Regions from separate parts of the Homo sapiens genome. Here all the other regions are linked to region 4. Evidence: chromatin contacts called from ENCODE Hi-C data. All regions are on one chromosome and are shown on one strand. Each heading gives the region's core, a stretch centred on a gene start or an enhancer-like site at or near the end of the contact. The rest is flanking DNA. Distances are from core to core; before and after follow the strand shown.

The links. Hi-C counts contacts between places; a loop is a spot of excess contacts on that map. Pooled maps may share reads with other maps.
Region 1: a loop to region 4 is called in a map of B cell, with 31 times the contacts of the local background. The contact joins the promoter of EXOC4 here to the promoter of AKR1B1 in region 4. A Hi-C loop is called at or near these places in 5 of 168 maps with a recorded cell type or tissue (B cell, CD8-positive, alpha-beta T cell, ascending aorta and 1 more), 2 of 37 single-sample maps with no recorded cell type and 17 of 50 pooled maps.
Region 2: a map of B cell shows a loop between it and region 4 (27-fold over the local background). The contact joins the promoter of CNOT4 here to the promoter of AKR1B1 in region 4. A Hi-C loop is called at or near these places in 7 of 168 maps with a recorded cell type or tissue (B cell, CD4-positive, alpha-beta memory T cell, CD8-positive, alpha-beta T cell and 3 more), 1 of 37 single-sample maps with no recorded cell type and 14 of 50 pooled maps.
Region 3: a loop to region 4 is called in a map of B cell, with 17 times the contacts of the local background. The contact joins the promoter of NUP205 here to the promoter of AKR1B1 in region 4. A Hi-C loop is called at or near these places in 5 of 168 maps with a recorded cell type or tissue (B cell, CD4-positive, alpha-beta T cell, CD8-positive, alpha-beta T cell and 1 more), 1 of 37 single-sample maps with no recorded cell type and 11 of 50 pooled maps.
Region 5: a map of B cell shows a loop between it and region 4 (34-fold over the local background). The contact joins the promoter of CHCHD3 here to the promoter of AKR1B1 in region 4. A Hi-C loop is called at or near these places in 4 of 168 maps with a recorded cell type or tissue (B cell, CD4-positive, alpha-beta T cell and naive thymus-derived CD4-positive, alpha-beta T cell) and 11 of 50 pooled maps.

Annotation. Positions count from the first base shown.
Region 1 is chr7:133,251,164-133,256,511 of GRCh38, forward strand. EXOC4 (exocyst complex component 4) reads left to right here and starts at 1,915. Exons shown (of 18, transcript NM_021807.4): 1 at 1,915-2,024. The coding sequence starts at 1,939. RefSeq lists enhancers at 1,682-1,731, 1,942-2,001.
Region 2 is chr7:135,506,366-135,512,164 of GRCh38, forward strand. It overlaps CNOT4 (CCR4-NOT transcription complex subunit 4), which reads right to left and starts at 3,737. Exons shown (of 12, transcript NM_001190850.2): 1 at 3,524-3,737. RefSeq lists enhancers at 2,807-3,712, 3,483-3,682, 3,713-4,617, 3,993-4,112, 4,263-4,432 and a silencer at 3,683-3,922.
Region 3 is chr7:135,556,427-135,562,510 of GRCh38, forward strand. NUP205 (nucleoporin 205) reads left to right here and starts at 1,491. Exons shown (of 43, transcript NM_015135.3): 1 at 1,491-1,546. The coding sequence starts at 1,519. RefSeq lists enhancers at 1,332-1,461, 1,842-1,891, 1,952-2,011, 2,082-2,201.
Region 4 is chr7:134,456,546-134,462,128 of GRCh38, forward strand. AKR1B1 (aldo-keto reductase family 1 member B) reads right to left here and starts at 2,555. Exons shown (of 10, transcript NM_001628.4): 1 at 2,452-2,555. The coding sequence starts at 2,517. RefSeq lists a silencer at 2,165-2,354.
Region 5 is chr7:133,078,392-133,083,808 of GRCh38, forward strand. CHCHD3 (coiled-coil-helix-coiled-coil-helix domain containing 3) reads right to left here and starts at 3,699. Exons shown (of 8, transcript NM_017812.4): 1 at 3,466-3,699. The coding sequence starts at 3,546. It also overlaps the pseudogene RNU6-92P. RefSeq lists enhancers at 3,432-4,066, 3,482-3,661, 3,872-3,981.

The sequences.
Region 1 (5,348 bases), core at 665-3,164, 1.2 Mb before region 4:
CTGCAAGCTCCACCTCCCGGGTTCACGCCATTCTCCTGACTCAGGCTCCCGAGTAGCTGGGACTACAGGCGCCCGCCAACACGCCCGGCTAATTTTTTGTATTTTTTTTTAGTAGATACAGGGTTTCACCGTGTTAGCCAGGATGGTCTTGATCTCCTGACCTCGTGATCCGCCCGCCTCGGCCTCCCAAAGTGCTGGGATTACAGGCATGAGCCACCCGGCGCCCGGCCTGTCCTGCATTCTTAACCACTAGGCCCAACTGCCTCTCCCTTTCTCTATGAATTATTTAATTTTATAGCCCAGTTTTTGTACTTATACCATAAAAATCTTTTTTTTTTTTTTTTTTTTGAGACAGAGTTTCCCTCTGTTGCCCAGGCTGGCGTGCAGTGTGCAGTGGAACGATCTTGGCTCACTGCAGCCTCCGCCTTCTAGGTTCAAGCAATTCTCATGCCTCAGCCTCCCAAGCAGCTGGGATTACAGGCACACACCACCACGGTCCGGCTAACTTTTGCATTTTTAGTAGAGACGGAGTTTCACCATGTTGGCCAGGCTTGTCTTAAACTCCTGGCCTCAAGTGGTCTGCTCGGCTCTGCCTCTCAAAAAGTGTTGGGATTACAGGTGTGAGCCATCACACTTGGCCCAAAAATCTTATTTTCTTTAAAAGCCATTAAAATTATGATTTCCAGAAGCTATATGTTATTTCCTCATTTGAATGTTACATAATTTATTTAATTCTTCTGTGTTATTTAAAAAATGTCAATACTCTATATTTCTTTAGGAACAAAGTCCCTAGAACTGGAATTATTGGGCCAAAGGTTATGAATACTTTTAAGTTATCGTGTGTGTGTGTGTGTGTGTGTTATCTTCAACTAATTTTTAAAAATGTGAACTTCTACCAGCTCGATGTCTATTTAATAAAAGTAATTGATGTGTTCTGAGCTTGCTGCTCACAACTCCATGACCTCTGAGTTAGTTTGCTTTCTATTCCTTTAAGTTCTTCAATCTTTATTGCTACTGAGCAGGCCACCTCCTTCCTTACTTTTAAATTATTATTATTCTTGTTCCTCAGTCTAACCACTTTCCACGCACATTCTGGTCTTTTTTGTTTTGTTTTGTTCATTTGGTCTTATGAATTAATGACTAAGCCAACGGAACCAAATGCAGGAAATACTAAAAACTTACCGGTAAAAGTATTAACACAAATGTGCATTACTACTAAGTATTTCATTTAGCTTGAAAAAAAAAAAAAAGGAATCTGCAGTGTGGTCTGTTTGTTTTTAGCTTATACTGTCTTTTCTTCATCAATATTCATTTATTCCTGTACGTGTGGTTTTAGAACTATCTGGAAATATAGGAACATTGGGAAAAATTGAACTCCACATAAACCTAATGTAGAAACATTAGTTTTACAGAATACTAAAGAAAAGCATTTCTGCTTATATTCATTTTCGTATTTTATTGGATTTTTTAAAAAATCACTTGCACTTAAGGCAAAAACTTCGCACATAGACATCCGGCAGAGAACCCCTCTTTCATTTAAATACAAACCCTAACACATTTTGGCATCATCAGATAAATTTGATTTAAAGCCTGACAAAATTCTAAAAGCAAGGAAACTGAAAAAAGCTGGAAGTCAGAATAAAGATAAATGAAGACACTCATTACAAGACTTAGGAAGTTGCAGCTGGTTTAGCTTTCCTGCGCGCCCAGGAGACGGAGAAGGAAAACTACGACTCCCAGAGTGCTTAGAGAGAACACGCGCGTCGTGGCCTCAAAACTTGCTCCCTTAGTCCCGCCTCCTCACTTCAGTGATTGGATTTTCCACTTCCGCGCCTCTGGAATTCTCTTCACCCATTGGTGGAGACTCCTGCGGGGTCAAATACAGAATTTACGCACCCTTGGCTTCCTTGGAGCCTAGCGGCTCTCCCCGCGTCCAAGATGGCGGCAGAAGCAGCTGGTGGGAAATACAGAAGCACAGTCAGCAAAAGCAAAGACCCCTCGGGGCTGCTCATCTCTGTGATCAGGTGAGGGAGGCAGGAGGCAGGGTCTGGGGACTGGGGGCAGCGGCTCGACCTCCGCTTTGGAAGGGAGAAGGGTTAGCTGGGTCCCACCCTGCTCTCCCCTTTCCTCCTTGCCTCCCGCAGCCCCTCCCCAGGGCTCTAACCCCTCCCCAGGGCCCCAGCAATTCCCCCTCCACCTTTTTTTTCTGGGGTTAGCTATAGAGAGAGGAGCCCCGCCTCAGTCTTTTCTTTAGGGGCAGCACCTTCTATTACAGTCTCGGGACCCCAAAGCACGCTATTTGGGTTTGGTAGAGAAAACCAGGTGTAAAGGTGTGTTTATTGATTCCTAAAATGCTTGTTTATTGTTTGCCTGTAGCAGCACTCACTGAGAAAGGCGTCTTGTTTCCTGGACTTTGGGGTGTAAGGCCTTGGAGTCCGGAGATTCCTGTCACGAGTTGCAGATTTGTGTTTTCACACTCTGGATACTTTCAACCACCTGTGCGTGGCCACAGCCACAAATACAAGAATCTGCAGTGAGCTGGTAGGAGGACTGGGTTTGAAGGCACACATCGGTTTTCAATTTTTTGCCCTGCCTCCGCATTCTGGTCCATTCCTTAAAAAACAGAACCAAACCAATTTCAAATTATCCTCCATGCACTGCCCCTCTGCACCTCCCAGAAGATTAGGGTGGGGGTGGAGTGGGAGCGGTGGATCTTTTAGGAGCTTTTTTTTAAAAAAGCGAAATATATTGAGGATGGGGGAACCCTTTCAAGAATCTTGGATATGATGCAGGTACTGACTAAAACCAATCTAAATAAAATTTATTATGGCACGTTTTTTACGTTGTTGGCATTTGAATTTCAACTCGTTTATTTTTCATAAACAAACACTCTATTTTTCCCCACCTATACTAAACTTTTGTTTGAGTTCTTGCAAGTTTTCTGGAATGTATTGATCATCTTTTCAAAACCCAGGGCCCAACATTATCTGGTAGGTACTAAGCACTTCAATGAATGCATGTATCAAACCATTAGAACAGCTTACCACTCACTGACAAAGACACATCTTATGGGTCTTATTTAGGAGGCTTTAAGATTATGGCCTATTAAATCATTACTTTAATTTTCTTTTGGGCTTAAGAGAAAAACATCTCTGTGTGGAAATGCTTAATATACTTGGTAGGCCATACAGAGGAAGTGCTGTTGTATTGTGAATCTATAGGCCCACATTCTCGCTGTGACAATACGCAGGTAGTGTAGATGTATCTCATGATACTAAAATTCCAATAAGAATGTTTGTTGTTTCCCATCTGAATTTCCTGTGGAATTAGAATACCAGGACATTATTTGGATCCTTTTTTGAACTTGTTTGTTTTTTCTACCTTATAGTCAACATTTATTTAAACAATAGGTATTTAGTGCCAGTTGACAGTATGGCGTCTGGCACGTATTACATATTGAATAATATTTGTTGACTTAATGAGTAAATGCCCTGAGTTTTGCAAAGATGAAGCAGGCACAGTGTTACCCTTGAGGAGAGTATAGTTTACCTGGGGGATAAAACATGTCAGTAAAAATGATGACATAAGACTACGAGAGAGACATGAAATGTTATGGAAATCCAGGAGGAGTGGCTGTTTCTAATGAAAGTGAAATGTGTCATCTCATCTGTGTACTTTTGATTCTCCAGGCTGTTCCCATTTCTTTTATGCTATTTGTATTTTCCTCAGGGCCAGTTGAATTTACTCTAAATGTCATATTTTTGAAAACAGCATGAAAGCCAACCTAAAGCTTTTTTTACTAATGCTAATTCAGAACATACATTGCCTTTGCTTGACCATTCCTTAATATTCTCCAGGAGGAACCCCCTACTGCTTGATGGCTAAGATTTTGTGGTTATCCATCCATCTCTTATGCCAGTTTATTAATATATGACCTTCATTTTATCACTGTGATTTAGGCCTAGGTATTTTTTACTTTGATCTCTGTTGTGCATTATATTGCTTTTCTTTTCTTTTCTTTTCTTTTTTTTTGAGACAGAGTCTTGCTCTGTCCCCAGGCTGGAGTGCAGTGGCGCGATCTCGGCTCACTGCAACCTCCGCCTCCCAGGTTCAAGTGATTCTTCTGCTTCAGCTTCCCGCATAGCTGGGATTATAGGCGTGCGCCACCACACCCACCTAATTTTTGTATTTTTGGTAGATACAGGGTTTCACCATATTGGCCAGGATGGTCTCGATCGCTTGACCTTGTTGTCTGCCTGCCTTGGCCTCCCAAAATGCTGGGATTACAGGCATGAACCACCGTGCCCAGCCCTCATTTTTCTACTTTATCCTTGACCACCTCAGATCACTGCATAACACTTTTGTGATATAGTTTTTACAAGCATGGTGTAAGGGAATGTCTAGACCTAGTATCCTGGGCAAGTTTATTAAGGCTTGGGATGCATTGTTATATATGACCTTAAGACCGAATGGTGTTGGTGTTTGTATTTCAACATTTCTTTGAGTCACAGGGAGATTTTGGTGTTGGAGTGAGGATGTTGGTAGCTATAACTTCCTGTTATTTCCTTCCTAATATGCTTTTGAACATACCCAGTGGTTTAAATTTTATAAACAGTGGTAGTGAATGAGAGGACAATGGAAGTATTACTTTGGTGTTTGGGATGGGGAATGGGGGGAGAGTCCTGCGGGTAAGAGAACCAGGAATGTATGTTTCTTGTTAGTAAATTGTGCTGTCACTTGGAAGTTGCTTCTTGTATTTCTGTTCAATTTATGTCCTTTGTGTTTCCCTTCTTGCAACATTGTATTCATTATTCCTTTTTTTTTTTTTGAGACGTAGTCCTGGAGTCTCTCTCTGTCGCCCAGGCTGGAGTGCAGTGGCGCAATCTTGGCTCACTGCAAGCTCCGCCTTCCGGGTTCACACCATTCTCCTGCCTCAACCTCCCGAGTAGCTGGGACTACAGGCATGCGCCACCATACCCGACTAATGTTTTGTATTTTTAGTAGAGGCAGGGTTTCACCATGTTAGCCAGGATGGTTTTGATCTCCTGACCTTGTGATCCACCCGCCTTGGCCTCCCAAAGTGCTGGGATTACAGGCGTGAGCCACCGCGCCTGGTCTGCATTCATTTTTTCTTAATTCCTCATATAAAACTTTGATTATCTCCTCCTATCTTTAACGTTGTTTTCAAATTCTCTCCCAAAGGCTATAGTTTTCCTGGTTGCTTTGGCAACAAGCCACAAAAAGGAAAACCCATGTTAGGCTCGTGTTTATAAGGTCTGAGCATTCCTAACATGTACCGGGTACCTGCTAGCTCCTTTCATGTTTCCATGGACTTATTTTGTCACAAA
Region 2 (5,799 bases), core at 2,487-4,986, 1.1 Mb after region 4:
AGCTGAATGTAACTTCCTTCACAAAGAGTCAAGACAGTATTATAGTTACTGTAAGAGAGCTAACTAACTGAATTTTCACCAGAGGCTGAAGTTTTCACAAATTAAAACCATTTTACTTAAATGATCTATAAAAATAATAACACTAAGTTTAAACATATTTAATTGAGTACTATTTGCAGTCACATTAGAAAATTTAATTTTAGGCCTGGCATGGTGGCTCACGTCTGTAATCCCAACCCTTTGGGAGGCCAAGGTGGGCGGATCACGAGGTCAGGAGTTCAAGACCAGCCTGACCAACATGGTGAAACCCCGTCTCCACTAAAAATACAAAACTTAGCCGGGCATGGTGGCACACGCCTGTAATCCCAGCTACTCAAGAGACTGAGGCAGGAGAATCGCTTGAACCTGGGAGGCAGAGGTTGCAGTGAGCCAAGATCGCACCACTGCACTCCAGCCTGAGTGACAGAGCGAGACTGTCTCAAAAAAAAAAAGAAAAGAAAAGAAAAAGAAAGAAAAGAAAATTTAATATTTTTCTCATACAAAACAACAAAAAGATAAATTTATTAAACTGAAGAATATGGATTCCTTTTAAAGCCAAGATTAGGGAGGTGAAAAAAGGGAAGATTTCTAAATCCAAACTGCTTAAACTGATAAGATATTTTTTCATTCCTTTAAAGCACACAAAATCATTTTTAAAATAAGACTCCCCTAAAGCTAGGAGTTCATCCACTGGCAACACCCTTTCTTTAACAAATGAGTTGCAAGTTATCGCTAGTACTCCCATTTAGACTCAAGTTGAAGGGCATTACAAAAACAATTTTATTTTTCTGCACTTTGTCATTTGATTATAACTGTCTCATCCTAATTTTATAATAGGCCAACTTTAAGCGATTCATGTTCAAAACCTTCTTACAGAAATAATCTATTGATCTCAAGAATTCAACTACTCAACCTGGCAGAAAGTATTCCAAATTATCAAAAGAAACCATGAAAATATGAAGCTTCAGTGTTCATAACGTTAGATCAAAAAACTAAAACCAAGCAAAACTATTTAGAAATCTCAGCTCCCTATTTCCTATCAAAATGTTAAAGAACTTTAGATATCTTCTTTAAACGTACTAAAGATACAAAAGTAAATTCCTTTTGACTTCAGAGGGCTGAAATGAAGAATTCAGTAACTGCGGGCAAAAATTATGGAGGGGAAAGAATTACTTGAGAAAATATTTCGTGAGACAAATACCTTTTTTTAAAAAAAAAGATGTATTAAAATCACTTACTCCCTTCTACCAGACAAACAATCCTCTCCTAGAACTCACTGCTTACAATTCAGCCAAGTATGACTGCCAAGAGTTTCTAAACCTGTGTTAGGATTTTTAAAAGTGGAAAGCTTCTCCACCAGTGTATTACAACAAAAAGTATATTTTTTAGAGTTAAAGATCAACTATTAAATACACTCCTACTGATAAACTAAATGTAAGTGATTAAAAAAAACCCAAAACTCAACTTGTAACTTAGCACAAAGTTTGCTATATAAATTGCTTGCAGTTCTAAGAGTAGGTATTTATTTGGTCCCCCAAATTGGGGCTTAAGTGGCTGAAAGAAAAAAGTTTTATAAACAGCTTTTCTAACCTTAGTTTACATTTGGTAAAACAGACCATTTATCACAATCAAGTGAACATAATGCCAAATGTTAAGATTCCAAATTTTACAGGTAAAATTTGTAAAAATTACAATAACCCAGTAATGGACTGCCACATGAGACTGTCACTGATTTTAAACATTTTTACATATATCTTAAGAATACAATGTCATGTAAGTCATGTTTAAACTTGGGATGTATGTATTTGAACTATGTAATCTTGGTTGCTTTTCTGGTAATTCTTTATCTCACAGTGGTCTGATTATAGCCAGGGCTGCTTCTTCCCATTTTACCATTAGTCAGTACATCTTAATTTTGCTTTCACCAAAACATGGACATCATAAGCCACCTCTTGCTTCCAGTTTTCTGCTTTTTACTGTAGATAACAATGACAGTGAGTTCCACCAAATGCATGTATGTGCACAGCTTTGTCATTCTTTTCCCAGCCCCCTTCTTTTCTATGAGAAAAATACGAGGAACTTAGGTTTATATAAAAATGTCGATTTTTCTTTTGCATACATAACTAATGGATTTTCAAGACAAGACAATTTATTCTGATAACTATCATCCTAGAAATGTCAAGAGAACTTCCCAAATCCAAAAATAAGAAGAAAATCTGATATTAACTGGAGAGGAAATTTCCACTCAAATCATAAATAAAATGTCATCAATTAAGCTGAACATCAATAAAACTCAGTCAAAAATCAAGCCTCAATACAGAACCCACACATAACCCACATGTAATCAAAATATCACTTATATTTGCTAGCGGAGTTCACAGATGAATTCTGTATGTGCGCCAGATTTATCTTATTTTGTAATGCTGGGGTTAATATTTATTGGTATAAATCAGGGCCCACACTAAGTGTCCTGGGGAGAGGCAATCCAAAGAACGCTTAGTAGCATGATAAAACCGGTCCAAAACGAAAAAAAAGAAAAAAAGCCAAGTCCTAACACAACAGAGCGAATAAGCGACAAATAGATCACAGAAAGCAAAACGAAAACGGTCCTCTCCGGAGTAGCCTGAATAAAAGATCTTCACTCATAACGTTTAATAGTATCCTACCTCACTTCATTCACTTCCCAACTTCCTTTTACTTTTCAAGGGCCACCACGGGGCTTCCCTTTTTCTGGAAGTGTATATTGAAAGGATCTGTACAGGAAAGAGGGAAGGAACGGACAATTCTCAAGAAGGCTGAGAAACAGGTGGGTTAGCAGGAGGAGCATAATCTAGATACTTAAGGGGCAGCTTTAAGATGACAGATGTGGTGGAAGGAAAGACTGCAAATCGGAAGCAGCTCTAGTGTGGCAGATACACTGTGGGCTGATTGCAAGCACCAGAGGGGGGCAAAGGCTAACTCCAGAGTGGTAGCAGTGGAGCAAAAAAACAAGCAGCAGGACGAGTGGGCAATGAGCAGTGGGATTAATGAGCAGCAGCAGCCAACACGGATCAGAGTGGAAGTGATGGCTTTGGTCTTGGGAGACGGGGGCCAGAGGGAAAGGACGTCAGACAGGGAACAGGGGATTGGGGAAACAAGGAGGGCTGAGACCTAAGAATCCTGCCCCGGTGAAAATGCAGGGGGAAAAGCTGGAGACCAAAAGCCGCCTCGGCTCCCCAATTAAAGAAATTCTCGAAGGAGAGTCGCTGCTTGCCGCCGCGCTGCCTTCTGACCCGCTCCCTTTTCCTTATGGTAACTGCTGTGGCGTAAAGGGGAGAGGGAGGAAGAGGAGGAGGAGGAAGAAGACCAAGGAGGAGGAGGGTGAAGATGAGGCGGGGGGTGGGGAGAAAGGGGGGTGCGGCCTGTACAGTCCCAGCGAAGCCTCCGCTCTCTCGTAGCCGGTCAGCCCCGGGTTTCCCCTAAGCCCAGCCCCGCATAGACTCACCCGCCTGCCTTGCCTCGCTTTTCCCTCAGCCGACTCCACGGGCTGCCGCGTCCTCACAAGAAACCACCGAACGAGCGTCGGGGAAAAAACTCTTCAGAACCGGGCCTGATTGCTTCAGCGAGTCCGACCTTTACGGCTGAGAGAGAGACTCTCAGCTTTCGGTGGGTTCCACAGCCAGACGGGCCACCATCTTACATTAGGGTAAGACTCCTCCGGCCTCCCGTGCGCAGGCGCACGCTGATCCGGCCAGGAGGGGCGGGGGAGGGGCGGGAGGAGCGGCGGGCGGCTGAGTGGGAGGTTGCGGTGGCCGCTCCCGCAGCACCCTGGGAGTTGAAGTCCTCGGAGGGTAACCTCCCAGGGGCACGCCGGGAGTTGAAGTCCTCTCTCAGAGGGCGGAGGGGATCGCCCACCTCACGTGGCTGCTGGACTGATGCCTTTCTTCGTGTTTTGCTTCCTTCTCTGCACGCGTGTGCTGCTTCAATGTCATTTGGTCGGCGGTTTTCACTAGTGATTCCGTGTCCTCGGTGTTTGCGGAAATGTGCTACCCCAAGACTGGGGCGAGGCTAAACAGTTTTTCGGGGAGCCCGGAATGTTTATTCTCTGCCCCGCCCACCAGGGATATCTAAAGGGGGCGGGGTGGAGGTGGAGGCAGGTTGTGGGTACGAAGAGCGCGGGATTTGATCCAGGGTGAGAATTTGATACAGACTTGGCGTCTGTTTGCGAACAAGGAGGAAACAGGCGCCTGTTTAATTCATTTCCCTGTCCTTGCGCATTTGGGGCCACCACCCTTGATCCCTTCTTCACTGTAAAATCACCAGTGAAGACATACACTAAATTGTTCTGTGCAGATTACCCAAGAGAACGGAACACCCGTGCACTTACAATAACGTGCTTCTGTTGGTGTGAATTTGAGAATTTGCGGACCTCGGTGCAAATTAGTGTTAGTTCGGTGTCCAGCCAGCACAGCTGTGTGCAAGTTTACAAACTACACACATCGGCACATCCCCAAGAACAATAAATGCAGCCACAATCCCTACGAGCACTGAGGAATCATCAGTCACAAAAGTCAGTCAATGTACTGGTCGCCCCGTTTGCATCCCAGAACTCTGGTGGAAGTGGCGCTCGAAGCAGTAACTTTTGCTTATTGCATGTATTCTTCACCCACTCATACAGCAAATACTCAATGAGCTCCTCCTAGCTGCCGGGTACTCTTCTATATATTGAGAATACAATGGTGAGCAAAATAGAAAAAATTCCCTGTCCCTATTCTAGTGATGTGTTGGGATGAGGAAGAGGAGAGAAGAGGCATTATTTTAAAAATACGTGATTAAAATGCATAGTATGTCATAACCGATTTTAAAAACTTAAAGCAGGGAAGGGGAGTAGGGAAAGAGGTTGCAGTTTTAAATTTACGAACTTAATTTCATAATAAGCCCTCAATTCATTGTTTTTTCTTTTTTTTTTTTTTTGAGACGGAGTCTAGCTCTGTCACCCAGGCTGGAGTGCAGTGGCGCGATCTCGGCTCACTGCGACCTCCGCCTGCCGGATTCAAGTGATTCTCCTGCCTCAGCCTCCCGAGTAGCTGGGATTACAGGCACGTGCCACCACGCCAGGCTAATTTTTATATTTTTAGTAGAGACAGGGTTTCACCATGTTGGTCAGCCTGGTCTCGAACTCCTGACCTCAGGTAATCTGCCTGCCTCGGCCTCCCAAAGTACTGGGATTACAGACGTGAGCCAGGGCACCCGGCCTCATTCTTTTGGTACATTGGTTTTCTGTGTTTCAGTTTCCTCACTATAAACCTAGAGACAACAGTTACTTGGGTAAAAATTAAAATATGTAGTGAAGTCACATTTTACCCAAAGTTTGAAATTATAGAATCATGAAATGATTACCTAGCAAGGAAACTTGGGAAATTATTTGGATTTCCCTTTAGGTAATTAAATGCCTAAACATTCAATATGGTTGACATTTTTATTTAAAAATGTGTTTATTGTTCTTGTATATATTACTGATTCTATAGTAGTATATAAACAAAGTAATGAAAAGAACAAAATAAAAAGAAGCCTTCCCATTATGAAAGATTAGAATCATCACAGTAAAAACTGGAAGGGATCTTAAGCATCACCTAATCCAGTGGCAACCTTATCTTACCCAACATTCCTTTTTTTAATAAATGTTTTTATAATATGCTCTTTGTTAGCCTAAAATGAAATTCATAGGTATATAAACTACCTATATACATGATTTCATCTGAAATCAAAATGATGTGCTAT
Region 3 (6,084 bases), core at 241-2,740, 1.1 Mb after region 4:
AAAACCACTTTAATCGTAGTTTGGCATTTGTCTCTATATATCAATGACTTTTAGAAAAAATCACCAGTGATTTTTGTGTTTCAAACCTAATGTACATTGTGTCACTTGATATTATTTGTTCAAAAGAATAAATGTTCTGTTCTGGATATTCTTTTTTTTTTTAAATGGAGTCTCACTCACTCTGTTGCCTAGGCTGGAGTGCAGTGGTATGATCTCAGCTCACTGCAACCTCCACCTCCCGGGTTCAAGGGATTCTCCTGCCTCAGCCTTCCGAACAGCTGGGGTTACAGGTGCGTGCCGCCATGCCTGGCTAATTTTTGTATTTTTAGTAGAGACGGGGTTTCACCTTCCTGGCCAGGCTGGTCTCAAACACTTGACCTTAAGTGATCGCCTGCCTTGGCCTCCCAAAGTGCTGGGATTACAGGCATAAGCCACTGCGCCCTGCCAGTTCTGGATATTCTTAACATACTCTATGCTTTTGTCTAAATTATTTGATTCTGATTTCCAACAGTGAAATGGGAATGATGGAGAGTTAATACAATGAGATTGTAAGGCACATGGAGCGTCTCTGACATAAATAGTTATAATCATATCATTTTCCCAATAGAATGGTTTGCAGGGATTAAATGAGATAATGGCTATAAAATTTTTCTTAATACATAGCTGTAAATAGCAATGATTATTTACATTTTAGTTTGAAAATCAGCAAACTAAAATTTAACAGCTGAAGAAAGAGTTCAGCTACTTTGGGTGCTCAGGTAGAAAAATACTTGGTGATTATGAAACGATATGTCTGGAATCTGTTTCAAACTAATCGGGGGCGGGGGGTGGGGAGGGGAGGGTGTTGGGGTGGTAAGGGTGGGTTGGGGCTGCCGTGGTGGGAAATTGGCCACGTTATTGATGCTGAGTGTTTGCTATTCTAATTTTGTATCCGTTTGAAAATTTTATAATTAAAAATTATGATTTGTTTCGCTCTACGCAACTATGTTGACAGAATATATTTGGTAAACTGAAATGTCACGGAAACTTAGTTTGTAACCGGTCAGTGGCTTTTTGAGGTGTAGACACTTCATACCTTACTTCACTCCCCACTGTAAGGAAGATTTAACTTGAAGCGGAGATAATGATTTGAATTTACGGCTTTTATAATGTCATAAATGGGCGTCATTTTAATAACTACTCTCAGAATATCTTTTTCTATTCCACTTTACTTTTTCCTCTCCACTTAACCAACTCATCATTAGAAACTACAAGTCCCAGGATGCACTACACGATGAACGTCGGATCGAGGACCTCGTGTCTCTGAAGTGGTTGCCCTCGCCTTATTTGAATGGGAATAATCCCAATGAAAATTGATGTTTGTGACCCAGAGCAGATTCTGGAGCCTTTTGTACGCCTGGGACGGCCCAGCGTGGAGGGGACAGTGTGGTGCCTTTTTGTTCAGGCTTCGCTCAGGTCAGCCTCACCCTTTCCCGGGGCCTCCATGCGGCAGAAGGGCTCTGTTAGTGCGCCTCTAAGATGGCGACGCCTTTGGCGGTAAATTCGGGTAAGTGTGGCCAGACAGAAAGACGATTGAGCTGAGCGATAACCAGGTCTTCATGGAGAGACGAGACCGTGAGGTTTCTCGGAGTCTAGGACCCCACTTATGTGCGGTGCCTGCTTTTCCCTAATTCTGGGCCTAGAGTCCCACCCCTCCCCAGTTTGAATGGCGCGCGTCGGTGCTGCGGCTCCAGCCCTCGAGTTGGGGTTTGAGATTCCAGGCAGTGAGGCTTGGGCCGCTGGACCCAGGTGTGTAATCTCTCACAGCCCAGGGCTGAGTCTGGTCCCCCTCACCCCCAAGTTTCACTGTGCGTCTGTGGTCCCGATTTCGCTGGAATACGCATCAGGTCTTCCACAGTGAAGCCAGAGGACCCGAGATATTTTCCAGCCATGAGCAGAGGCTGAAAGTAGGCGTCGGAGTTCCTTATAGGGTGGGAGATCTTGCAGGCAGCGAATACTCCCTATTATGAAGTCGGCCATCTGAAAGGTGGTCAGGAAGAGGGTGGCGGGGCTTCAGCAGACGTCTTCTAACCCTGCGGATGTGGTTAGGCCCTGGATGTTCTTGTACCTTTGGAGCTGTAGATTTTCGGGGTGGAATTGAATCTAGAAGGTAGTAAAGGAACTCTGGAAGATTTGGGGTGGATCCTCTTTCGGTGATTCTCAATTCGGGCCGTACCGCCCTCCAGTGGTGTTTGAATGAGTGAGTGCATTTTGATTGTCATATTTCCTGGGGTACACTGCTGTCGCATAGTAGGCGGGGCAAGGATGCAGAAAGTCCTTCATGGTCAGAGCAGTCCGGAAAAATAATTTGGTGCCTAGAATGTTAATGCCTCGATTGAGATGCTCTGAAGTTCGCGGGCAAGATTAAGAGTATATCTGTGTGGTAAATGCTTGTGAGAATCTCACTTAAAAGGACTCTTTTTTAAAGTATTGGTTCTATTTTCCACAGGACTGATATTCTTGAAAAGTTGTCTAAATCTGTTTTGTAAATCAAATCATTTCAGAAAAGCTATGATAAATTATAATGAAGGCTATGTTTACTGAACACATACTATATCCCAGCATTGCACTTATTATCGTGCTTATCTCATTCAGTTCCCGTTTATACACCTTTGGAGTAGTTACTGTTACATACTCCGTTTTACAGATTTGGAAATAGAGGCTTCAAATAGTTACGTAATGTCCCCAGAGTTAAACATCTAATGATCTAAGTCAGTCTTAGGTGCTTAAACTACTTAGTGCTACTGCTTAAGCACAACCTAATTCATTTTATGATATTAGACGTATATATTAGAAGGTTAGTAATGAAGTTACATGCTTAATATTGCGGTCCTTCCTTCCCAATTAGATATGCTTAACGTGTGGTTGTATATAATACATTTCTCTATTTTATTTTATTTTTTAATTTTTCTTTTTGAGATGGAGTCTTGCTCTGTCTCCCAGGCGGGAGTGCAGTGATGCGATCCGCGATCCTGGCTCGCTGCAACCTCTGCCTCCCAGGTTGAAGCAATTCTCCTGCCTCAGCCTCCTGAGTAGCTGGGATTACAGGCATGTGCCACCACGCTGGGCTAATTTTTGTATTTTTAGTAGAGGTGGGGTTTCTCCATGTTGGCTAGGCTGATCTCGAACTGCTGTCCTCAAGCGATCTTTCTGCCTCGGCCTCCCAAAGTGGTAGGTTTACAGGTGTGAGCCAGTACGCAAGGTATACACATTTATTTTCCTTTTTTTTTTTTTTCTTTTTTTGAGATGGAGTCTCATCCTGTCCACCCAGGCTGGAGTGCAGTGGCGTGATCTCGGCTCACTGCAGCCTCCACCTCCTGGGTTGGAGCAACTCTCCTGCCTCAGCCTCTGAAGTAACTGGGATTACAGGCGCCCGCCACCATGCTTGGCTAGCCTGGCTAATTTTTTTTTGAGATGGAGTCTCACTCTGTTGCCCGGGCTGGAGTGCAGTGGCACGATCTTGGCTCACTGCAACGTCCGCCTCCTGGGTTCAAGCGATTCCCCTGCCTCAGCCTCCCGAGGGGCTGGGATTACAGGCGCCCGCCACTACACCCAGCTAATTTTTTGTATTTGTAGTAGAGAAGGGGTTTCACCATATTGGCCAGGCTGGTCTCGAGCTCCTGACCCCGTGATTCACTCCCTTCAGCCTCCCAAAGTGCTGGGATTACAGGTGTGAGCCACTGCGCCTGGCCAATTTTTTTTGTATTTTTAGTAGAGACGGGGTTTCACCATGTTGGCCAGACTGGTCTCAAACTCCTGACCTCAGGTGATCCGCCTACCTCGGCATCCCAAAGTGCTGGGATTACAGGCGTGAGCCACTGTGCCTGGCCTATATACATTCCTTTAGTACATACTCGCCCTAAGCTATTATAATTATTAAACAAATCATTGGAGGGAAAAGGAGTTGCCAACAGCAGCAAAGAGTGTACATTGTATAATAAAGCCTTGTGTCAGGAGTGTTTAATTGGCAACATAGGAAACATTTTTAAAAGCCAAGAGTCAGGAGCTGGTTTTTTAAAAAACTAAACGTCTTAGGGAAGGAACTCTTTTTCCATCAAGGAATGAATGTTGGGTTGAGTGGGTAAAGGAAATGTGTCATATACATGCAATATGCATAATACATATACATGCATATACATAACATAACGTATACATGCATATATATAGTATCCTTATGCAGCCTTAAAAAGGAAGGAAATCCTGTCACATAAAACAACGTGGATGAAACTTGAGGACATACTAAGTGAAATAAGCCAGTCACAAGACACAAATACTACATGATTCCACTTATATGAGGTATCTGAAGTAGTCATACTCATAGAAACAGAAAGTAGAATGGTGGTTGCCAGGGGCTGGGAAAGGGGAAAGTGGGGAGTTGTTTAGGGGGCATAGAGTTTCTGTTTTGCAAGATGAAAAAAGCTGTGAAGATCTGTTGCACAATGTGAATACACTGAACACTGCTGAACTGTACACTTAAAATTTGTTGAGATTGCATTCTATGTTATGTGCTTCCTTTAAATTACAGTTTTAAAAAATCAAACATCTTGGAGTTGTAAGGAAAAAATACAGAGATTGTAGAGTTCTAAGACCTATGGTTGGCCAGGTGTGGTGGCTTATGCCTGTAATCCCAGCACTTTGGGAGGCTGAAGTGGGCAGATCACCTGAAGTCAGGAGTTCGAGACCAGCCTGGCCAACATGGTGAAACCCTGTCTCTACAAAAATACAAAAATTAGCCTGGCATGATGGCAGGTGTCTGTAATCCCAGCTACTCGGGAGGCTGAGGCAGGAGAATTGCTTGAACCCAGGAGGAGGAGGTTGCAGTGAGCCGAGATCATACCACTGCACTCCAGCCTAGGCAACAGAGCGAGACTCTGTCTTAAAAACAAACAAACAAAAAACAAACAAAAAAACCTATGCTTGTATTTCAGCTGTATAACTTAACTAGTCTTGTGACCTGTATCAACCTGGCTGAGTACACTCACAGACTTGTGAATAAGCAACTATTAACACTGCTTGGCAGTCCTTCTGTGATAGTCTGGTCACCTCGTCCATTCACAGCAGTGACTACTTCAGACCTTTCTACACTCTTCAAATCTTTAACCTGCAACTAACTAAACCCTCAGACTTCTAGTCACAGAGAAAATAGGAGCCAACATACATGAACTCCCTTTATTCACTCTCAAACCTACAAACCTAGGTGTGTCTGCATTCTTTTGAATCACTTTTCCTCTGTCTTCCTATCTAATGTAAATCCCACCCATTGTGTTCTTCACCTGTTACCCCTTTTTTTGTCTTGTATATTCACTTCTCTCTCTTGCTCTTCCCTTTCTCTCCACTGATGATCTCATGCGTCACTCCACTTACTGTCCTCTTCCTAGTCAAGCCTTTCAAAAGATTTGTTAGTATTCATGGACTCCATCTCCTTCCTTCCTTTGTTCCTTCCTTCCTTCCCTCCTTCCTTCCTTCCTTCCTTCCCTCCCTCCCTCACTCTGCCCAGGCTGGAGTGCAGTGGTGCAGTCTCGGCTCACTGCAGTCTCCACCTCCCAAGTTTAAATGATTCTCCTGCCTCAGCCTAGTAGCTGGGATTACAGGCCTGAACTGCTATGCCCAGCCTACTGACTCCCTTTTCATACCTCCTATTCCTTCACCCATTCTGGTCTCTTCCATCCTTGTAAACAGCTCTCAATAGGGTTAACTTCTGTTTCTTGTAGTTCAGAAAGTTCCTTTTTAAAAAATTATTTTTTATTTTGAGACAGGGGCTCATTCTGTCGCCCAGACTGGAGTGCGGTGGTGTGATCTCAGCTCACTACAACCTCTGCCTCCCAGGTTCAAGAGATTCTCCTGCCTTAGCCTCCCTAAGTAGCTGGGATTACAGGCGCCCACCACCACACCTGGCTAATTTTTGTAATTTTAGTAGAGATGGGGTTTCACCACGTTGGCCAGGGGTGCCTCGAATTTCTGACCTCAAACGATTCACCTGCCTCGGCCTCCCAAAGTGCTGGGGTTATAGGCATGAGCAGAAAGTCCCCATGTTTTAAATCTTCA
Region 4 (5,583 bases), core at 1,305-3,804:
AAGTCCATCCTTATACCATTACTTTGACCCACCATTCCCCGCTGCCCCCACCGTACAATTCTACACCAACCTGATCTCCTCATCCACAGGAATACAAGTGGGCGTTTTCACCATACAGCTATCTCTAAAGTCGTTTTACTTCTTCATATGAATTCAACACATAACTTTTGGATACCTACTCCTATATTTGCCAGGCACTGTGAGAAGTGCTAGAAATAGTAATGAATGAAGCAGACATTATCCAATTTCTCAATGAACTCTGTCTACTGGAATGCATAACCTAAATGTACAGATGTTATGATGTGATGTTATCTTAAACAAATACATAGCTTTTTGGGGCATTGAGTGCTCAAGTGAATAATCTGAAACCCTCTTTCATAAACTTTTACTCCTCAGCCTGGACAACATAGGGAAACCTGTCTCTACAAAAAATTAAAAACAAACTACCCGAGTGTGGTGGCACACACCTGTGGTCCCAGCTACTTGGGAGGCTGAGGTATGAGGACCACTTGAGCCCAAGAGGTTAAGGCTACAGTGAATCATGATCATGCCACTGCACTCCAGCCTGGGTGACACTGAGCCCCTGTCTCAAAAAAAAAAAAATAAACTTTTACTCCTTATTTACCCTAGAGTAGTGATTTTCAAATGATGGGTCACAAAACTAGCTTCTGGAGGTATGACAATAATTTTTGGAAAAATGGAATAGAAAAAAATATTGAAATGCAGCCTACATAGGTTAAGTACTGTTAAGTAATTTTTATTCCAGTTACATGTATATATCTGTGCGTTGCATCATGCTTAGAAAGTATTTGCTATTGCCAAGAAAGCATCCTTCTGCATCCATTCCAAGAGCATAACATGCAACAGATGGAAATTAGCTTGGTGTCATGGTTGTAATTCAATTACAACCTTAGAGACACCACTGGAGTTTTTGGAGGAAACAAATCACGTACCCTGATCATTCTGGCCAAGAAACACTCTCCCTGATGCAAATGACCTTTTTCTTACCTTATATTTACTAATTTTCAACAGCAGGTTTTAGGGTACATGTAAACTCTTCTGTCCTATTTCAAACATCTCACAGTTCACTCAGTTCTTTCTGTTGTTTTCTTCCCTTGTCTGTGTGTAAATATCCAACGCCCAGGCCCATATTCAAATTTTAAGAGAAAAACCTGGGACGTGGGCCTGCCAGATGGTTCACACCTGTAGCTTTGGGAGGCGAGGTGGGAGGAGCGCTTTGAGCCCAGGAATTGGAGATCACCCTAAGCAACAAGCGGAGACTGTCTCTGCGGGGAAGAAAAAAGATTAGCCAGGTGTGGTGGTGAGCGCCTGTAGTCCCAGCTACCCGCAGTGCTGAGGCAGGAGGATCACTTGAGCCCAGGAGTTCCAGGCTGCAATGAACCATGATTGTGCCACTGCACCCCAGCTTGGGCAACGAGACCCTGTCACAAACAAACAAGCAAACAACAAAAACAGAAACTGAGAAACCCAGGTTATGGCTGTGGAATATAATATGCAATACTTAGAAGGTTAAAAATTCTAGGTTTTGCCTCAGCTCCCATACCACCACCTTTGTTGCTCAATTTTCAGATAATCAGGCTCAGGCTATTATTTTTGGTTTTTCATATCATATTATCATTTTTCATATCCTATGATGTTTCATGTCCTATTGTCATTCTCATCCGGCTAGGCACTTCTCGGGGACGCTGTGTGGTGTTGAGGTTTTACAGGGAAAATGCTAACCTTGGCGCCTCCTGAATTATCAACTAGCTACGGGGTGCCCAGATTTTTCTCCCGAGTTCCAGACCCAGGGCACCCCGAGGCGGCGCCTGGCCGAGGAGCTCCGCACTGCGCCTTGTTAACAGCTGGGTCCGGGCAAACTCGCGCCACCTAATTCTCTGCCCTCTACCGGCTTGAGATGCTTATTCCTCAGGGAGGGCAAGAATCGAAACGATTGAGACCAACTATTTACAAGTGAGGCAACCGGGCTACAGGTGCCTCGAGGGAAAGGAGGCTGGGTCTGCGCTCCCACACCTTGCCGACGGCTCCACGTCCCTGTCTGCGCCCGAGGTCCACCGGTCTGTGAAGCCCACTTTCCCCGCCTCCCTCTCGCGTTGTGCCGCTTGGGGCGCCCGCTAGGACCCAAAATGCGGACTGGTGGGCCGCCCATCAAGGGTTGCCCGCGGTAGGGCGGGGGCTCCCGTGAGCTGCTCCCAAACCCCACTCGCAGGATGCTGCCCTGACGCCCAGGGCCAACCCGGGGAGCCAAGGCCCCCGGTCTCTGCAAGGCCGACCCCAGCCCGCTGGGGACCCTGCAAGCCCGCGCGTGGCTCCCAGCACGCCGGGCGTCCGCGGGGCGAGCTGCTCAGGGTCACTCGGGGTCCCTCGCCAATACAGGCCGCGCGGAGAGTGTGAGGCGAGCCCCGGGCCCGCGCCCCCACGAGCACCTACCTTCCAGGTACCCAACCCCAGGATGGGCATCTTGGCGCCGTTGTTGAGCAGGAGACGGCTTGCCATGGCTGCTGCGCTCCCCAGACCCCCGCCCAGTACGGTGCGGCCTTGGCCGCGGCGCGTACCTTTAAATAGCCCGTGAGGTCGGCAGAAAGGGCGCCTGCGGTTGGCGCGCCGCTGCGCGAAGGAGCCTTCTGATTGGTTGCGCTGGGGGTGCCGCGGCGGCCTTCCCCAAGGGTCGGCGGGGATGCTTCTTCCGCCTGGTCCTAGTGGCAGCGGATTCTTTCCGCCCCCAACGCTCGCCCGCGCCCCGCGTGGCAGAAAGGAGTTCCTCAGCTGCTGTATCTGGTGGGAAAGCGAATGCTTTAGCGAAAATAACAGGCATCCCATAAATACATAGACTAGAAATAAGTTTTGGTTTCATTAAGAGCCCAGAAGAATGCCTTTGTTGTCCAACCCCAGTTTGATGCTCTTTGGGAATCTGACGAATACCTTGTCCTTAATCTATGTGAATCATACTGACTACACATATAGTTTACCGCACTTTGTTCTTAGACAAAGGTGCATGCCAGAAAAATGGCTTGCAATCCTTTTGCAAAGCACCTTCACAAAATATGGGTTTGCCCAGACTTTTTGTAGCCTTCTAGATCTCTCTTTGCACCCCACTCTAGGTGTTAGCTGTGTCTGTGCATACTAGGTGTGGTTCAGCAAGCCTTCCACCAAAAGCCAGCATCCTTTGATGTTCTTGAGGTTAGAAAGCCTTGATGGGCTTGATCCAGAACTCTCAGAAGAATTTGGAAAGTAAGGCTGTCCATTCAGAATCAGTAAGACAAATTTCATCAGTCTTTGGAAAGTGAGACTCTATCAAAGCAGTAAGTTCCAGTACAGTAACTTATCAAAACTCTCTAGAGGAAGAAAAGTGAACAGACAGAAAACCACAGAAGAAAAAGTTGACTCTAATATTGTAGCTTCCAGTATTTCAAATTAGAAGGTACAAAATAGTAAATTGATCACCCTAATTGGCAGGTAGAAACACACATTTTTCCAAGATAGCCTAAGAAAAGTCACTTGAAGATCCTTGAAGACAATTTTGGTTTCTTTCCAACAACCTCTCTTCATGATACTCTACCTCACCCCAACTGCTCTTTCTGCTCCATCACCCTCCGATCTTTCCCCTAATTATGCAAGATTGGGAACTCCATCTGCCTGGTAGTGACTCAAGCACCAGGTCTCTCTAAACTCCATGCCGGTGATTTTCCATTTGGTGCTTTCTTTAAAAGTGCTCCCTCCTGGAAAAATTTATACAGAACAGACTAGCCCAGATATTTTTCCATGTAACTTTTGTAAAAATTGTTGCTATTGGGCAAATTCATTTGTCCCCAAGTAATAGAATTTGAACTTGAGCCTAAAGCTGGGAACTTGCTTTGTGTAAAACAGCAAGTTCCTTCCTCCATGAGAGTCCTCTTGACTTGGAGGTTGCTCTGCCAATTGAACCTCCTGGGTCCAAATCCAAAGAGCTAATCTCTTGTGAAAATGATACACCTTGAGTGGCCAGGTTGGTACACACAGAAGGGTCGTCTGTTAGGGACATGGACTCAATATCAGAGGCTTTGTTGTTGGTTTGATAATAATTGAGTATACAGCTTGATTGCATGAAGTTATAACTGTGTCTAAAGCTGGAGTGATACCTGTAGTCTCAGCTTCTCAGGAGGCTGAGGTGGGATGACTGCTTGAGCCCAGGAGTTAGAGACCAGCCTGGACAACATAGCAAGACCCTGTCTGTAAAATAAATAAATAAACCCAGAATATTTTGGCTGGGCCATGCAGACATGAAAAGTTGTATCAGTGGAATTTCTATAGCAACAATAGCACTCTAGTTGGGACATGCTATTGTGATAGCCCCCTAACATCCCCCATTGCCTCTGTAATCTTTGTAAAATGTACACATACCAAAATTTTTGATCTCAAGATTTTTGATCTCCCATCTTTTGATAAGTATACATATCAAAATTTTGTTTGAAAAAGGGAAAAAAACCTTCAATGGAATCCTCCTGAGAAACACTCTAGTAATTGGAATCTTAACATGCTCTGAACCAGTAATCTCCCATCATGGGAATTTTTCCTAAGGAAATAATTTAAAAGGAAAACACACACACACACACACACACACACACACACACACACACACACACACACTAGGTATAGGGCTGGGCTGGGACCAAGGTAAGACAAATGAGGTACACAGGTACAAATTTTCATGCCAGAAGGTAGGAGCTTTTTTACATTTATGTCCTTGGCACTTGCCTTCCCTTAGTCCCAGGCCTGCACACAGATATACACATATGCGTATGTATTTTTAAAATGCTGTATACTTAAAGTAAAACTGTAAATATCCAACAATAGCAAGAGATAAGGTGTAGCCATCAAAAGTAAAGATGACAAAGACACAGAGAAAAATGTATATGAGGTAATGTTAAGGTGAAAGTAGAAAACAAAGTCATATAGCTATGGAATGATGCTAAGAAGGAAAATACAACCTATAACATTTAGGAAATTTAGGAAGAAGACAGAAGGAAATGGGGAATACTCTTTGTCAGATTATTTCCTTAATGAACACATTTTGAATTAAAAGACAACTTCTTATGAACTGTCCAATTCCCATAGGATAAAACCTAAACTCTTGAGCCTGGCATTCAAGGCCCTGCGAGATCTGGTACAAGTTTGAATATACAAAAAAACCACCCAATTGCATATTTAAAAAGGTAAATCATATGGTACGTAAATTATACATCAATAAAGCTTCTATAAACAAACAAAGGTTATATGCTACATGTCCAACACAAGCTGGTGGAGCTGAGGGTGACAGTAGGCTCTGTTCACATTGTCACTCAGGGACTCAAGCTATGGAGGTCCCACCACATTGTTTCCCTGCTGTCCCAACCCAAGGTTTCAGGGTTTGGCTTAGGAAGGCAAAAGAGAACCTAAGAGTCTCAAATGAGCAATCAATTGCTCAGTCCTGGAAGTGGCACACATCACTTCTACCTATAATCCTTTAACCAGATCTGGTGGTAGAGCCCAGCCAGGCCTATCTTCAATGGGATGGGGAAGTGTCATCCTCCTGTATGCCAGAAA
Region 5 (5,417 bases), core at 2,449-4,948, 1.4 Mb before region 4:
ATGACTGAGCCTGGTGGAGCGGCACATGCCCGTAGTCCCAGAGGCTGGGGCAGGAGGATAGCTTGAGCCCAGGAGTTGAGACCAGCTTGGGCAACACAGGGAGACTCCAACTCAAAAAAACCTCATAATTGCCAACATATTTATATTAAGGGAATGAACCCAAGTCATTATATGAAAAAAATAAAGGAAGATGAAATTATAGATGCTCCTTGGTTTACAACGGATTTTGCTGAAGGTAATGCCAGAAGCTGAGTTTACTGAACGCTTGTCACTTCCACACCACTGTCAAAAAATCCTAAGTCGAACCATCCTAACAGGAGACCGTCTGTACTATCTTTAACAGTGTAACAGAACACAGAATTAGCTTTCCAGCAGTGACTGCCTCTGTTGAATTAGTAAGCTTGGTAAACTTTCATTTCTTACAACCAATGACATAAATGCTAGACAACTGGTCAAAGTTGGAACGTTTTCTTCAGCCAAGCTGAACTAACCTAACTGCAGTTCAAAACTGAAGTTTGGTGCCTCATCGGCACCATGTTCTAACAAACTAAGCTAAAAACAATGGCTTATGGACATACTGAGAATGCGGTTTCTTATCCTTCCCCATGTCTCAGAAGGGAACAAAGTGACTATTTAAAGCCAAGAAAAATATAAAGAAATAAAAACCATCTACAACAGACCTAGACAAAAAAACACCCTCAATTAGGGCAGAATGTAAGACTCCCATTTCCCAGTCCATACCCTTTTAGGTACACCTGTTGGGGCACAACATGCTCTTATTTTTATTAAAATTTGAAGTTCACTTAAGTTCACATATCCATTCTTTTGAACAGCTCTAATAACAGCTATTATTCACAAGTGCAAACACTGTCAAAGTACAAGACACTGTGCTAGATATACATTATGTCAAATTCTCAAAGTAGGCTTTGTCCAGAAATACTAAATACGGAAACACAATGAAAAGTGACTTGTCCAGAGCGACACCGCTAGTGAGAGGCAGAGATAGAATCCAACCCAGGTCTGCTTGGTTCCAAGGCACATGCTCTTTCCACTACACAGCACAGCACTTTCAAAGAATCTTAAAACTTTGCATGTGAAAGGAACCCTATCATAATAATGGCTGCCTTTTTAATGAAAATCTACAATGTGCCAGGTGCTTTACATACCTTACCTCATCTTCTTACAATAACCAATCAAGGGAAGTGATGGTATTACCGTTTATGGATAAGGAAATAAAAGAAGTCAATTGTCAAAGGCCACAGGCTAATAAATAACTAACCTGCGATTTAAACTGATGTCTGCTTAATTCAAGCCAAGAAAAATACTAAGATCAACTGAAAAACATCTACAAAAGACCCAGACAAAAATCACACAGGCAATCAGGTTAAGTAATAAATATCTAACCTGAGATTTAAACTGAGGTCTGTTTAATTTCAAGTTGATACTCTTTTGATCATGAGCTCAAAGAAATCAGAATGACCTCTGTGTACTCAATACTTCAATGGATGTCACTTCTAGAGGAAACTGCAATGGGCTAAGTATGGCTACAAGAAACTTACAGTGCCACCAGACTCACAGGATTTCAGGACTGGAAAATATTAGAGATCTGAGGGATGTACTCAGTTGCATTATTTTGCAGATGGGAAAACTGAAGCTCAGAGAGATTGCAAAACATTCATGTAAAAGGAGGATTTGAAGCAATGGAGACCAGCGCAAGGGCATTCCAGGTGAAGGGTATATTCTGAAGAAAAGCATAGAGGTAAAAATGATCATGCTTGAACTGTTAGCAATACAGGTAAAATGTACTATATAAGAAAGGAAAAAAATGAGGAATGCTGTCAAGTTATATGACCAAAGGACATTTCTTTTTAAAAAACAAAAATCTTAAAAAGGTTTTTTAGACAATTTTTCCATTTTAATAGAATACCTATCCCTGCTGTCACAGTTATTCCATCCAACCTTATCTAATACTTGATATGAATCTCTGTGCTGTGGCCACATTCTCTTTCGATTTTGTTTGCTGTTAGCACTGTGTCTGTACTAAAGCACGAGAATATGGATTTATACATTTTTTTCTAACCAATGTCTTCTCACTCAAAACTTATTTTGCTTTGTCTTTTAATTATTTTTCACTCTGAGTTGCGTACTGAAAGCCTAATGGCAAGAGTCTTAAAATCTCTGCATAAAACTTAAAGTTTACAGTAATTTTTTACTCCAAAGAGTACTAACTGAAACACAATAACTCAAAGAATACAGCCTCAGATATTTTATTACAAAATGTAGTACTACCATTAATTAGCATGATATAAAGAAATACTGGTCACAGACCAAAAACTGAGTTCGACAGTCTGAGTTTCTATGAAGAAAAGTTTAATAAATTATTCTCAAGGTAACAGTTTCAGAAGAAAAAGTTTTTAAACATTTTAAATATTTAAGAAGTTTTATTTCCTGGTAACAACTGTTAAAAATAATTTACAAATGTAATTTATTTACGCTGGTTGATAACAGAAAAAAATATATAAATTATTATAAAACTTTCTGAAGTCAAAATTGCTTTATTTACTAGGTTCAGGCATCATACGTCCAAAAATGTGAGGCTCCAAATTCAGGCGCAGCGGAGAGTGTGTTAATGAAGTTAGTGCTGGTATACTGACACCCTAGAGAAAAACCAGGTTTTCAGTTTATGTATCAGGTGCATGCAAAGGGCATTAAAAAAAAAGTGCTCTACAACGTTGGTCAGAAATGACTACATTACTTCTACTGGTATGAAAAACTGCAAACCCATCTCAGCCCCTATCAGACTGGCAGACACTAGTCCTGAAGCAACTGGGCCTAATCCAAAACTTCGGCGCAGCAGGTCACAGAGGAGGCGCCTGGGAAAGAGGAGATATCAAGTGAAAGTGAAGCAGGGAGAAGCCAGAAGCCGCCCCAGGCAGGTCAGAAAAGACTGTGGGGCTGGGAGGGAGGATGACAGGGTGTGGGGAGTGGGTGGGAGGAGGGGGTGTTATCAGAGGGAGAGCACTAAATGACACAAAGCAAAGGCAATCCTTAAAATGCCAATTCACCCTGGGAGACAGGGTGTGCACAGTGGAAAAGCAGGGTTTGGGTCCTGAACCCAGGAAAACCATTTCACAGACAAGTACACCGAGGTATGGGTTTCAAATACGGTCCTGCAACAAGGGAGCAGTACAGTTACGAGTAGACTGTGAGCCCTTGCAGGGTATAATTCAACCTGGCATTCCCCGCCCGCCCCAGCAGTGCCTAGCACTTGGCACAACCAGGAACTATCTCTGAATGAATGTCCCACGTCTTGAAACTCTAGGCTTCTTCCCAGACACCTGGGCTTCTGGCCTTAATACGCTAGGGTCCAGGACGGGAGAAACCCAGGCTGAGCGGGTCCGGAGAAGATGGGGCCTTGGGGTCCGAGTCCAACCACTGGCCCTCCGCCCGTCCACGGGCACTCACCCGGATGCCCTTCACCACGGTGATGTTCTCATTCTCGTCCGCCTCGAAGGTGACCCGGCGGGTGCTGGTGGTCCCACCCATGATTCCGGTTCCTGCCCCAGCGGAGACCTAGCGGGGAACCACGAGCACTTCGGGGCCCCCGCACCCACACGCGCGTGGAAGGGCCTGGATTCTTTTCCCGCACAGCGGGAGCAAGGCCACGACCCCCAGAAGCAAGGAGAAGGCGCCGGTCCTGAGCTCCCGCCTCCTCCGGTCACGCGCCACAACAAAAACGCCTCAGGTTGGTCGGCGATGCGAACTGCCCGCCTCTGTTCGGCGAGGGCGCCCGGATTGGTTCACCCGACCCGGATGCTATGGCAACAGGTGGTGTTTGATAGCTTTCCGCGGAGTCCCTGGGTGTAGTGGGAACTGTGGTCTCGATCTGGCGCGGTGGGTGATGGGACATTCTCTCCCCGCGCCTGAGCGCGCTAAGGGAGCACGGCATTCTGGGAGTTGTGGTTTTGACTCCCCAGAGACGCCTAACTGGGCAACTTTTTGAAGACATAATTCTAGAAATTTAGGCCACTAAGTTCAGAGACACAATCTTTCTCTCAAAGGGACTCACAGTTTAATGAAAAAGATGCATGATACTAATGAAGCCATTCCTAGTGTTCTATACACAAATTCCTGGCTCAAAACTTAGCGTTTCATTACAGTCGTAGGGTAGCTTAATGAAGACTACTTCTGAGAAATGCCTCGTTAGGTGACCCTGTGATATCTGTGGTTGTGCAAACATCATAGAGTGTACTTACACAAACCCAGATGGTGTAGCCTACTACACACCTGGGCTACTTGGTGTAACCTATTGCTCCCAGGCTGCAAAGATGTACAGCATGTCACTGTACTAAATACTGTAGGCAATTGTAACACAGTGGTATTTGTGTGTACAAATATATGTAAACATAGAAAAGCTACAGCAAAAACAGTGTAAAAGTGATTGCTTTGGCAACACATCTAGGACAATTTGAACAATACAGAGATTAGCACAGCCCCTGAGCAAGGTTGACACATGAATTTCTGAAGCATTCCATTAAAAAAAAAATCAAAGATAAAAAATGGTATGCTTCTATAGGGCACTTACCATGAATGGAGCTTACAGGACTGGAAGTTGCCCTGAGTGAGTCAGTGAGTGAGTGGGGAGTTGAATGTGAAGGCCTGGGACGCAACTATGCAGTACTGTACCTTTTATCAACACTGTGCACTTAGGCAACACTAAATTTATTTTCATATATTTTCATTCTTCAAGAATAAATTGACCTTAGCTTACTGTAACTTTTTAAACTTATAAACTTCTTTTTTTGTGACTTTTTGACTCTTTAATAACACTTAGCTTAAAACACAAACACACTATATAGCTGTACAAAAATATTTCTTTCTTTATATACTTAGTCTATAAGCTTTTTCTATTTTTGAAATTATTTACTTTTTACTTTTTAAACATTTTTGTTAAAAATTAAGACAAACACACACACATTAGCCTAGACCTACACGGGGTCAGGATCATCAATATCACTGTCTTCCACCTTCACATCTTGTCCCACTGAAAGGTCTTCAGAGGCAATAACACGTATGGAGCTATCTCCTATGATAACAGCACCTTCTGTAACACCTCCTGAAGGACCTGCCTGAGGCTGTTTTACAGTTAACTTTTTTATATAGGTAGAAAGAATGCACTTTAACCTAAAGATAAAAAGCATAGTATAGTAAATACTAGGAGACAGGAATTTTCCAGCTCCATTATAATCTTATGATTCCACTGCCAGAAATGAGGTTCTTCTTTGACTGAAACACTGTTATGCAGTACATGAATGGTGGCATTTTAGTAGTAGCCATAAAATAAAAAAATAAAAAACGTAAACGTGTGTTTGGTCCATGTCTCTTGTCTCATGAACTAGTATCTGTATTTTTTTCTT